2 separate regions of the Homo sapiens genome follow, and region 1 is linked to region 2. The links are chromatin loops, found by intact Hi-C in ENCODE. Cell type or tissue: endothelial cell of umbilical vein. All regions are shown on one strand. Region 1 overlaps VTA1 (vesicle trafficking 1). Region 2 overlaps LOC105378031 (a long non-coding RNA gene).

Evidence for each region. Peaks named below come from ENCODE experiments on the same cell type or tissue, not always from the same donor. Only the 100,000 strongest peaks of a DNase experiment are listed, where the experiment ranks them.
Region 1: a loop joins it to region 2, with 5 times the contacts of the local background. A loop is called at or near these places in 1 of 110 quality-filtered maps.

What each region holds. Positions count from the first base shown.
Region 1 is chr6:142,199,085-142,204,084 of GRCh38, forward strand. VTA1 (vesicle trafficking 1) reads left to right here. Exons shown (of 8, transcript NM_016485.5): 7 at 4,901-4,981. Among named protein-coding and RNA genes, the nearest start is that of VTA1, 54 kb to the left of the region's middle. In endothelial cell of umbilical vein, no CTCF peak of the experiment used is centred here; DNase peaks (open chromatin) are centred at 1,327, 1,947 and 2,317; H3K27ac peaks cover 2,687 bases.
Region 2 is chr6:142,004,808-142,009,807 of GRCh38, forward strand. The region is part of intron 1 of LOC105378031 (a long non-coding RNA gene); the gene reads right to left. Among named protein-coding and RNA genes, the nearest start is that of GJE1, 130 kb to the right of the region's middle. In endothelial cell of umbilical vein, no CTCF peak of the experiment used is centred here; no DNase peak of the experiment used is centred here.

The DNA.
Region 1 (5,000 bases), 190 kb after region 2:
GCATGAAATCTCAGTAACAATGAAATCATAGACAGGTGAAAGCAGGGATTCGGATTTTTTTTTTTTAACCTTACACTTTAAAAAACTAACAGGAAAGAGAGACCTATCTGTGAATAAATCAGTACTGTATGTTTATGTTTTTATTTTTAAAAATCTGACAAAGTTAGTCCTTAGTAGTTAAGTCAGGGTCAGTAAAGACACTTTGACAAAATTTCAGTTACTCTTCCCTTTAATTGCATTGTTGACAAAATGTCACCTTTATCTCCAAGTAGGACACTTGCAGCTATAATTTAAATTTTACATTTAATTTTTTCAAAAACTTTTCTTAAAAATTTACTTTTATCCCAGGTGACTTATGGTACTAAACTATACAAACACTTTAAAATAATTAATGGAATGATAGTCATCCTTCATGCCCTGATTTCTACTGTTCCTATTATGTAACACACTACTACTTTACTTTTATTTGTCAGCCTTATTTTACCCAAATTTTTTTTATTTTACCCAAATTTTGCATGAATTACATTATATGCAAGTTTTCTATTTTGACCATTGTAACATCAAGTATGATTAGTGTCTTTCCTCCTATTTTAAAACTTACAAGTTTATATTATCTGCAAAAATATTGCTAACGTTTTCTTTAAGATTATTGATGAAATGATAATTTTAGCACTGATCTTTTTTTGTGTCTTCAGTCAGCATATTTGACCTTGACTTTTCAATATTTTATGGCCTATGTGATGATATTAATAGACAAACCTATTTGCATTTGTTTTGGAAGTAAAATTTCTTGGAACACTTTTAAGTATTTTATTATGTTTAGAAATATTCATTATTTCCAGTGTGGAATAATGTAAGTGAAACCAGCTACTTAGATCTGTTTGCCTTAGATGAATACTGTTCAGATTATACTTGAAGGTTGAAATCCTGATCAAGAGTCCCAGACACAAGCATTCTCATAGAGGAGCCAAGGGGAAATAAAATGCATTTAGGAGGCAAATCATATTGGTTATTTGTTTCTACCCCATGCTAAAGCATAAACTCAGCTGATATTTAACTTCTCGTGACCTTAATTTTTCCTCTTTCTAATATGAAATTAATCATACTTACTTCTCATGGTTATTTTAATTATTAAAAGGGAAAAACTGTAAAAATGGACTAGTAGTAGGCCTATCACAAAATCAGTGTTCAGCAGATTAGCCTCCTTTCCCTCTTTTTTTCCTCTTCCTTCCTATTTCTGTGCCAAGGAAAGTCAAGGTATTTAATGGCAAGTTAATGAACACTTAAAATTATTATGCGAATCAAGAGAAGTATCACAACTGGGGGTAGGATATTAACCTTATAGAAAGACTGTCCAAGGAGTTTTGTTTTAGACAGTATATCTCAAGGCAGAGTTGTGGTATAGGCACATCAGTATATATTTTATATATAGGTACACTCTATGAGTATACAAAAGAGAACACTTTTAACAGGAGGGCTATAGTAGATCGATCCATATGAAATTGCTAGTTTTGTGTAACAAAAATGATAAAGTATTGATAGTCTTATATGTTCAAACTAATACACAGTGTATCCTGGCTAGAATATTCATGACATAAAGATAAATATTAGGTGGTTTTCCATTAGAAAGTTTTTTGTCATAAACAGTTCAATTTGATCTAGTTAACTCTAGCATGAGCCTCTTGTTTTCTCTGTCTTTTGTTCCTTAGAGGGAAGAATAAAACTAAAAAACTTAGAACTTTTATAGAATGAGATCCTATCATATTTTATACACTCTTGTAGCCTTACCAGTCAAATGATTATCATGGCTAATTTCCACACTTATTCTTGCAGCAACTATATTATGTATTACTGTCTTTAACTTACAAACTCTCAAGAGACTAAGCAATTATTCTAAGAAAACAAACATACCCAGTAATGACAGAACCAGGATTTGAATCCACGTTTTTTTGACTTCATGTTTTAGCCATGTGCCTTCTATGTTCCTTCCTCTAAGGAACTAAAATCCTCTCAAATTAAAACCTACTTTTCTGATAGTATATTTCCCTTTAAGATTGGTTTGAGATGTTGAAATCTCCTCCTTTTAGCCCCAGATTTTTTTCTATTATATTTGAAACAGTAAAAAAAGTTCATAGTTGCCTAATAAAAAACAAAATAACATTTTTAATAATATAAATAATAGCAAATGTTTCCCCTCTTACTCACGTTAAGAATGATTTATTTTCTCTCATATAAAGGTCCAGGATGCACTTTTATCAAAGGGAAATCCTTAAGATAACTGAAAAGAATAGTATGTACTAATTTGCAGTTTTTAGTTCTTCCACAAAAAAGCAAAGGAGGTGCAATGAGGACAGGGATAGTGATTGTTTAAACAGGCGAAGTGTTTGCTTCTTGTGCTTTCAACACTGCACAGATATCACATGTAGTTGATACAGTGTGTTTTTTTCTTTCTCAAGAAACATAAGCTTTTTATAGTTCATATTACAGGAGAAGATTTTAGTAATAAAGCTAGATTAAATAATATAATTATTTTATGATTAAAGCTAGCCTTTCATTGTAAAATGCAGCTCACTTCATAGATCAAAATGTAGGCTGTGTACTTGTGTCAGAAGTACCATGTTTGCATTCTTCTGTAAGCTTTGATAACCTGTTGTTGATACTCTGGCCTACGCATTTCTCTCAACCCTGTTTCTCATGATTACACTAAGGTTTCACTCATTCTTTCCTTATACTGTTACTCATAGACAATATAGGTAACATTCCTTTCTTCCTTTTTCTGTGTCTCTCCAAATGCTGTGTTCTTTCAGGAGTCTGTTTAATCACACTTTCTGGATAGTCTTCTCTATAAATAGAGATTTGTTTGGAGGATTTTAATTTAGGCAGAAATGCAAATTACTTAGCAATGAATGACATTGATCTATAGATTGGACCATTAGAGTATAGTAGATTTACCTTGTTTTTTAAGATGTATATGAATGATATATGTAATCTACATAAGCCTAGGTACACCTGTTTCAAAGCACTAGACATGACTAGTGTGAAGATCCATCTCAGATTTTACATTCTAGCATTTTTAAAATAATATATATTTATGTGCCTTTCAGTGTTTGGCAAGTTTTGTGGAGAAAATTGTCAGATGTTTATAATTTAAATATATTTGGTGAGTACTTATCAAAATCAAGCAAAAAATAGTCATTGAATAGGTCAGCCTAAGATTTGGCTGTCTCCTCACTTTGCATTTATACTTTTATACAGTTTTCTATAAATATATTCATATACACAGTATATGAGAATATTTACTGTAGCATTATTTGTAATAGCAAAAGATTGGAAATTAAAACTTAAATGTCCATCAGTAATGGATTGCTTTATAAGCTATGCATGCAGAGAATGGGACACTATGGAACCATTAAAAACAGCAAGACAGATTTATACGTATTAATCTGGAATTATTGCTAGGACACATTAAGTGAAAAATGCATAAAACTAAAGTATAGTATGCAGAACTTACTACCATTTGCAAAACACACACGCAAGTATGCCTTCTAGAAGATTTTGGTTTAGATAAGTACACAAATTTCTTAGCAGAGAACAGCATTGACATATATATAGATTGGATTGGACACACAGTTATTTGTAGGTGGGTGGAAAGGTGTCATAGAAACTGGTACTAGCCCTAAACTTTGGGGTAGGAGAGGCAGGCTTTCTCCTTTATATTTTTTTGTACTATATAAAATTTGTACTTCACCTTTCATCTGTATCCCTGTGTACTTTAAAATTTTTCAATTTTTAGTTAAAAAGCAATATTTATATGGCTTTTAATAGTTCCAAAGGGTATAAATACAGAGCGAGTTTGTCCTGGAAAACAATTAAGTGAGGTAAATAATGTATATTTAAACCATTTTTTCTCTTAGGTTGGGGTTGAGAAAAATCTTAAAAGTCAAAACTTCTTACCAGAAGAACTTTAGAACTTCATACCAGAAAAACTTTAGACCTTTAGAAAATTTTAGAACTTCAGCCATCTTTTGTGAAACCGTTATTCTAGAACTCTCAGTGGATATATATCCATCCCCCTAGAAACTTCCTATTTATTTTAACCTTTTTCTCTGTTTCCTTTTTCTTATTCCAGTATTTTTCCCACTTTACCCTTTCTACAAATTGCCTATTCGAATTCAGTGTATTAGTTTGGCAAACAGTCCATCTTGAGAGACTGTTTAACTCCATTGATTTGGAGTAATCAACTTTTCCTCATTTTATTTTCCTGCTGATTGAATCATTTCAGTCCTTTTTTGGGGGAACTTTTAACACTTTTTGTTAGTTTTTTAGATGATTAATAAATAATCTTCAACTTCAGTATATTCCTTACCATTAATCAAGAATGCTAAGTTATTCATTGATATGACAGTTTTGAAATGTTCTAACAAAGTCAAAACAGTTGTTTATTGGATAATTGTTTATTGGATATGTAAAAATATCTTAAAATGTGTAAACTAGAAAATTACAAATGTTAATTTGTAATTTCATGCACAGTGATGAAATTGGATTCATCCTCTAAGTTAAACTAAATTAGAATTATGTTCTACTTTATCACCAAATTATTTAATTGGCTGAGAAATTGAAAGGTAGGGAGTTTGCTACTTCTACAGATATTTGGTAAGCTTTAATGGAGAAGTAATGCGAAGCATTAGACAAAATACATGTTAGGAAATGCATAGCCCATACACATATGTAAACACTTGATATCCTCCAACATCAACTAAGTATGTCAAGTTAGAATCCATTGATGTTTCTAGAAAATAAGCAAAGTAATGAAATTGCCTCATGATTTTTAAGTGCTGCCCTGCTGTATAATTAAAAGGTGTAATACTTCTATGCCCATTTTTGCTTTTCTGATTTGCAGGTGTAGCAAGTAATACTATCCAACCTACTCCACAGACTATACCTGCCATTGATCCCGCACTTTTCAATACAATTTCCCAGGGTAAGTCAGCTGACTATTT
Region 2 (5,000 bases):
AGAGAGATATAGAAAATATATGTTATATATAAGATATACATGTTTTATATATGATACATGTTATTTATATATATTATTTTATCTGCTAATCCTCCATGGGTGCTGATATGTTTCCATTACTGATGTTATGAAGAAATTACTATTCACACACACAAATAAATCAGCAATTATGGCATTTTCTGCTCAAGCACAGTTGATAATTTACTGAAAAAATTTAAAAATAAAAATTATGAGGATATTGCCTACCATGTTTGGCAACAATCCACAAGACTAACACCATTTTATGCTTCAGAGTTTATTGCAAATATAAATGTATTTTTAGGCAAGAAACGATTTGAGAAACCACAGTATTCCCTAGCTCATCCTGGAAATGGTAATTAGCACATCAGTAAATCACTTGTAGAATTTTATTTCCATGAACAAGAAAATAATGTTATCTCACTCAGTGCAGCAGGCTGATGTGAGTTATGACTTTCAGAAAAATGAAGCCTTATGATTAGCCACCAAAGGTGCAAATTTATGAAGATGATGTTGCTAGTACAGCAACATATTATTCTGAAGCACAGAGTAATGCTCACAGAACATTCTAAAGAATTCCCTAGAATAGCTTAAGAGCACAAGTATATCCTGCCCCATTTCCTTCCCCCTGAGATCAGAGTGCTGAACCTTTTTATTAATTATCTTTGTTTGGTTTGGTGCTCTTAAATACTCCAAGAAAGTTTCTTTGAATGTATCTATAGCAAGTTGCTTTGTACTATAAATTCATTTTAGTAGTTACAATTTTAAGAAGAAAGCTGGTTAAACGCTGATAAAATGATCCAGGCTATTATATAAATAATCGCTACCTGCACAGTATTTACGCATCACTTTAAAGCTCAATGTAGCTTGTAAATTTTTTAATCTACTTGTTCCTTCATTTTTCAGTGATTACTTTTATTTTTGCATTATTACACAGTTCATAGAAAAAAGATGTGTATTTCTTCTGTTTTTCTGCTGAAAATTACTTAAGAGAAAATGTCTTATTAGACTGCTTTGAATTACTCATTTACTAATCTAGAACTCCCTATGTCTAACAACATCACGAAAAAGAAATAATAAAATAATAGAATAAAAGCATGGAAATGGGACCTTATAGATAATCTATGGATAATCTAAAGTGGCAGTCTACAAGAATCCCACCAAAATATCTGTCCTGTGCATCCATAGCTTATTCATGGGGAATTTATCACCAGTGCGTATTTAATCTTCATACACCCATGGCAGTTACTCTTTACATCTCCAATGGGTCTTCTCTGTTATTCTGCATTATACCTGTGTAAGATGAAATAAAATAAAGTCTGTTTGTATATTAGATTGCTTACATATTTTCAGAGAAAGATGGTAGAGTAAAATTGATTTTACCCTAACCTCTCAGCAATCAACTAAAAGCAATATTTAAATAATGAAAACAAAATTAAATAGACAACTTCATTTCTAATAAAACAAAGAAGTAGTGACTACCTCATATCACAAATTATGATGATATATGTCAAGTAAAGTAAATTTGGGTCAAATCATGAGATAATGCAGAAAGTAAATATAGATTTTAGGCAACAGCCTGAATTCTTCAAAACTGATGGAATTTTTTTAAGAACCCAACAAAAGGTTGTTATGTAGAAAAGCAGAGCCTGGAAGAGGATTTGAGTTATGACAGCAACCTTTGCCCATTTCATACTTGAGAGGGGAAAGAGAAATAGGGCTTATGAACAATCACCAAAAGGCATCATAATAAAAGTAACAAGGATAAACTATATAATAAAAACCAAAGAATACCTAAGCAACGTTTCTGAAAAAGAATGAGAATCTATTGTCTATCAGAGTTTCTTAGAATAACATGTTGGAATAAGTGGATATTTGCTGAAGAAAGTTTGAGTTCTAATAACATCTCTACACCTCTAATTTCTCAGATAAATAGCAATATATTTGAAATATTCAATTTTTAACAAAATTTCTGACTGGTCATATCTTAAAGTATTATCATTTCAAATCCAATTTATTTCTAAATACTCTCTTTTTGTCAAAAAAAAGACAAAAGGGACCCAGATTCTTCTTATGAACTAATGAAGAAGCAGAAAGAAATACTTAAATATAATAATGTCATGGTTATAAATGTCTTTAAAAATAAATAAGGTTCTATAAAATTCAACTAGTTAGATTACATTTCTATTTCTGAAACATCAAAATAAAGGCAGGAGTTTTCCTCGTTTCCTAAAAAAGTCACCGTCAAGTAGCAAAAATAAGAACCAGAAGCAATTATAATTGTAAAAATGATAAATTCATTAAACAAATATTTATTACGTCACTATATGGTACACATTTTGTTTGAAGTACCCTGACATAAGTACAAAGACAAGTAAACTAAACATAATTTTTGTTCACGTGGAATTTACAGTCTACTGAGAGATTTAAATGTACTAATATGTTCTACTGCTTTATCTTTAAATAATGAGAGAATTTGAGAAATGAGAAGAAATAACTAATTATGATAGGTGAAAATTAGTTAATGTTACTTCTAGTTTGATTGTGACAAAATAAATACATGTGACAATGTTGATTTGGAGATGATTAAAATATAAACTAACATTTTTCCTAATTATTGTCACTTTCTTATTATGTGGAATGAATATTTTCCAGTCTAATTAACAAAATATGCTTTGTGTCACATATAAAACAAAAAAATGTATTGTTGTGATGCCAGTTCCTTTCAATAAAAAATATTTGGCACTATAAATATATAATAACAAAATGTATAAGTATTAAAGAAAATTGTTAAAATTTATTATTTTATTCTAAATTACATATATGGGAAAATATATTTATCACAAAATAGCTATTATGAGCCTACTATGCATAAAATCTCAATGTACTATTATATATTTTATGTCCAGGATTTTTACTTTTAAATAATCTCTATCAATTAAGAGAAAAAAGCAGTCTGCTTATTACTTAATAAAAAGTGAGATACTTTACTGTAACAACTCGTATAGTGATAAATATATTTAAAAGTGGATGAAATGCTATAGGAATCCAAGTCATAAAATTAAATTTATAGTTATAAAAGGTGAGATAGAAGGCAGGTGTTCTCCTTATCCTCTCCGCAAATCATTCTATGGCAAAACCCAGAAGCAGAAGCACAAACTCCAAGCCTTTGGATTTCAGAAAAAGTTTACAGAGCACCTTTCTTGAAAATAAGTGGTATATGCAATTCTACATGCCATATTTATCTTGGAGGAAGACATACATCTCTTCAAGGAGCATTCTACTGGTGAAACTCAAAAAGGAAAAAGGCTGCATTGAGAGACATAACACTCTGTATTCAGATGTAAAACTCCAATTATTCTGGTTAGCCTCTCATATAGCTCCGGCCCCATTCCAGTCCTGTGAATCACTTAAAAATGGCTGATCTAGGGGAAACTCATGTTACCAAATCCAAGTGAAATTTTTTAAATGACCATTGTATGCGTATCCAAGGATATTTAAAGAAAAAAAAGTTGAACACAGAGAAGAGAACACGGAAAAACAAACAGTAAATTAGGAGTATTCACTAGAAAAATATTGCCACAAAAACAGATAAAAAGACTGATTAACTGTATTGCCACTAATGAACAGTATTAATGAAGAAATCTTCTATATAGATCAAGAGCACAATGTCACAATACAAGAGTTTAGAAATAACAAGTCAAGACCTAAGATGTGATCAGCTTTGTTTACTCTTCTACATTTCTTGAGAAGAAAGTACCCTATTCGTATTAGGGTGTTAATTTCAAAAATATCTGTGAAATCTACTGTATTGTTTATATTATACAGGTCTAGATCTTTATTATTTTTTATATACTTGACTTGACTTGAACTGAGAGTGATATATTTGAATATTTTACCATTCCAGTTTATCTGTAAATTTTATTTTGCATCTCATGTAGTTCCTGCCTTATGATGGATATTTGTTATAGTATTTGGTATGCAGGTATTTAAAACTTCTATATCTTCATGGTAAATTGTAAACCTTCACATCATGAGTGTCCTACCTACCTACTTTTCAAGTTGAATTTTTCACTTTAGTACTCCTTAACCCTATGTGTCTGCCATACCAAATATCTTACAGTTTCATTAATGAGTCATTCATTGTATCTCTCTCTGTCTCAGTGGAACACGCTACCCCAATTAATTAGTTTACCTGGCACTTCAACAAGACTTCTCTGAAGGTTATGCTCTTTCCTTTTACTCACTAGACCATATAAATATCTCTGTTATAGTATTAAAAATATAAGGCTAACTATTATTTTCCATTTATGTCCTCTTCTAGACTATAAACTTTTTAAAAATAATTGCTTTGTGGATTTATCTCTGTGCCCTCAGGGCCTGCAGTGTAGCCAACACTCAATGGGTGTTTATGATTTTAGGCAGTGTGATGAGATTAAAGCTATATTCCAGGCATCAGTTAAGGTTATAAGAAAAAATATTTAGTTCTATGCAGAACAGCATTCAAGGTAAAGCTCTGGGCAAAATGTCATAGCCACAGCCAGATAGGCTGGACGGATGAAGAGAAAAGAAAAACATATGACCTGGCACAATTTTTGGTGAAAAAAAAGTAGAGTTTAAGAGGAAAGATGGCTCACATAAATGTGGCATATAAATACACAGAAGGCCACCTCAGATACTGGAATCTGGACAAGTATAGCAGGCAGAGTTCTGAGAAGATACTAAGACCCTTGGTTCCTGATATATACATGCCTTCCTCTAATTATTCAAACCAAATCTATGTGCTTCTGTGAAGGAATTTTGCAGTGTAGTTAGATCCTAGATCAGCTGACTTTAATAAAGTTGAGGCAGTGAGTCTGATCTATTTACGTGAGCCATTAAAGGGGAGGAGGCTCTTCTTAACCAAAGAAATTTAAAGTATGAGAGGGACTCAATAAGAGCAACTGTTTATTGCTGGCTTCAAAGGTGGAGGGAAACATGCC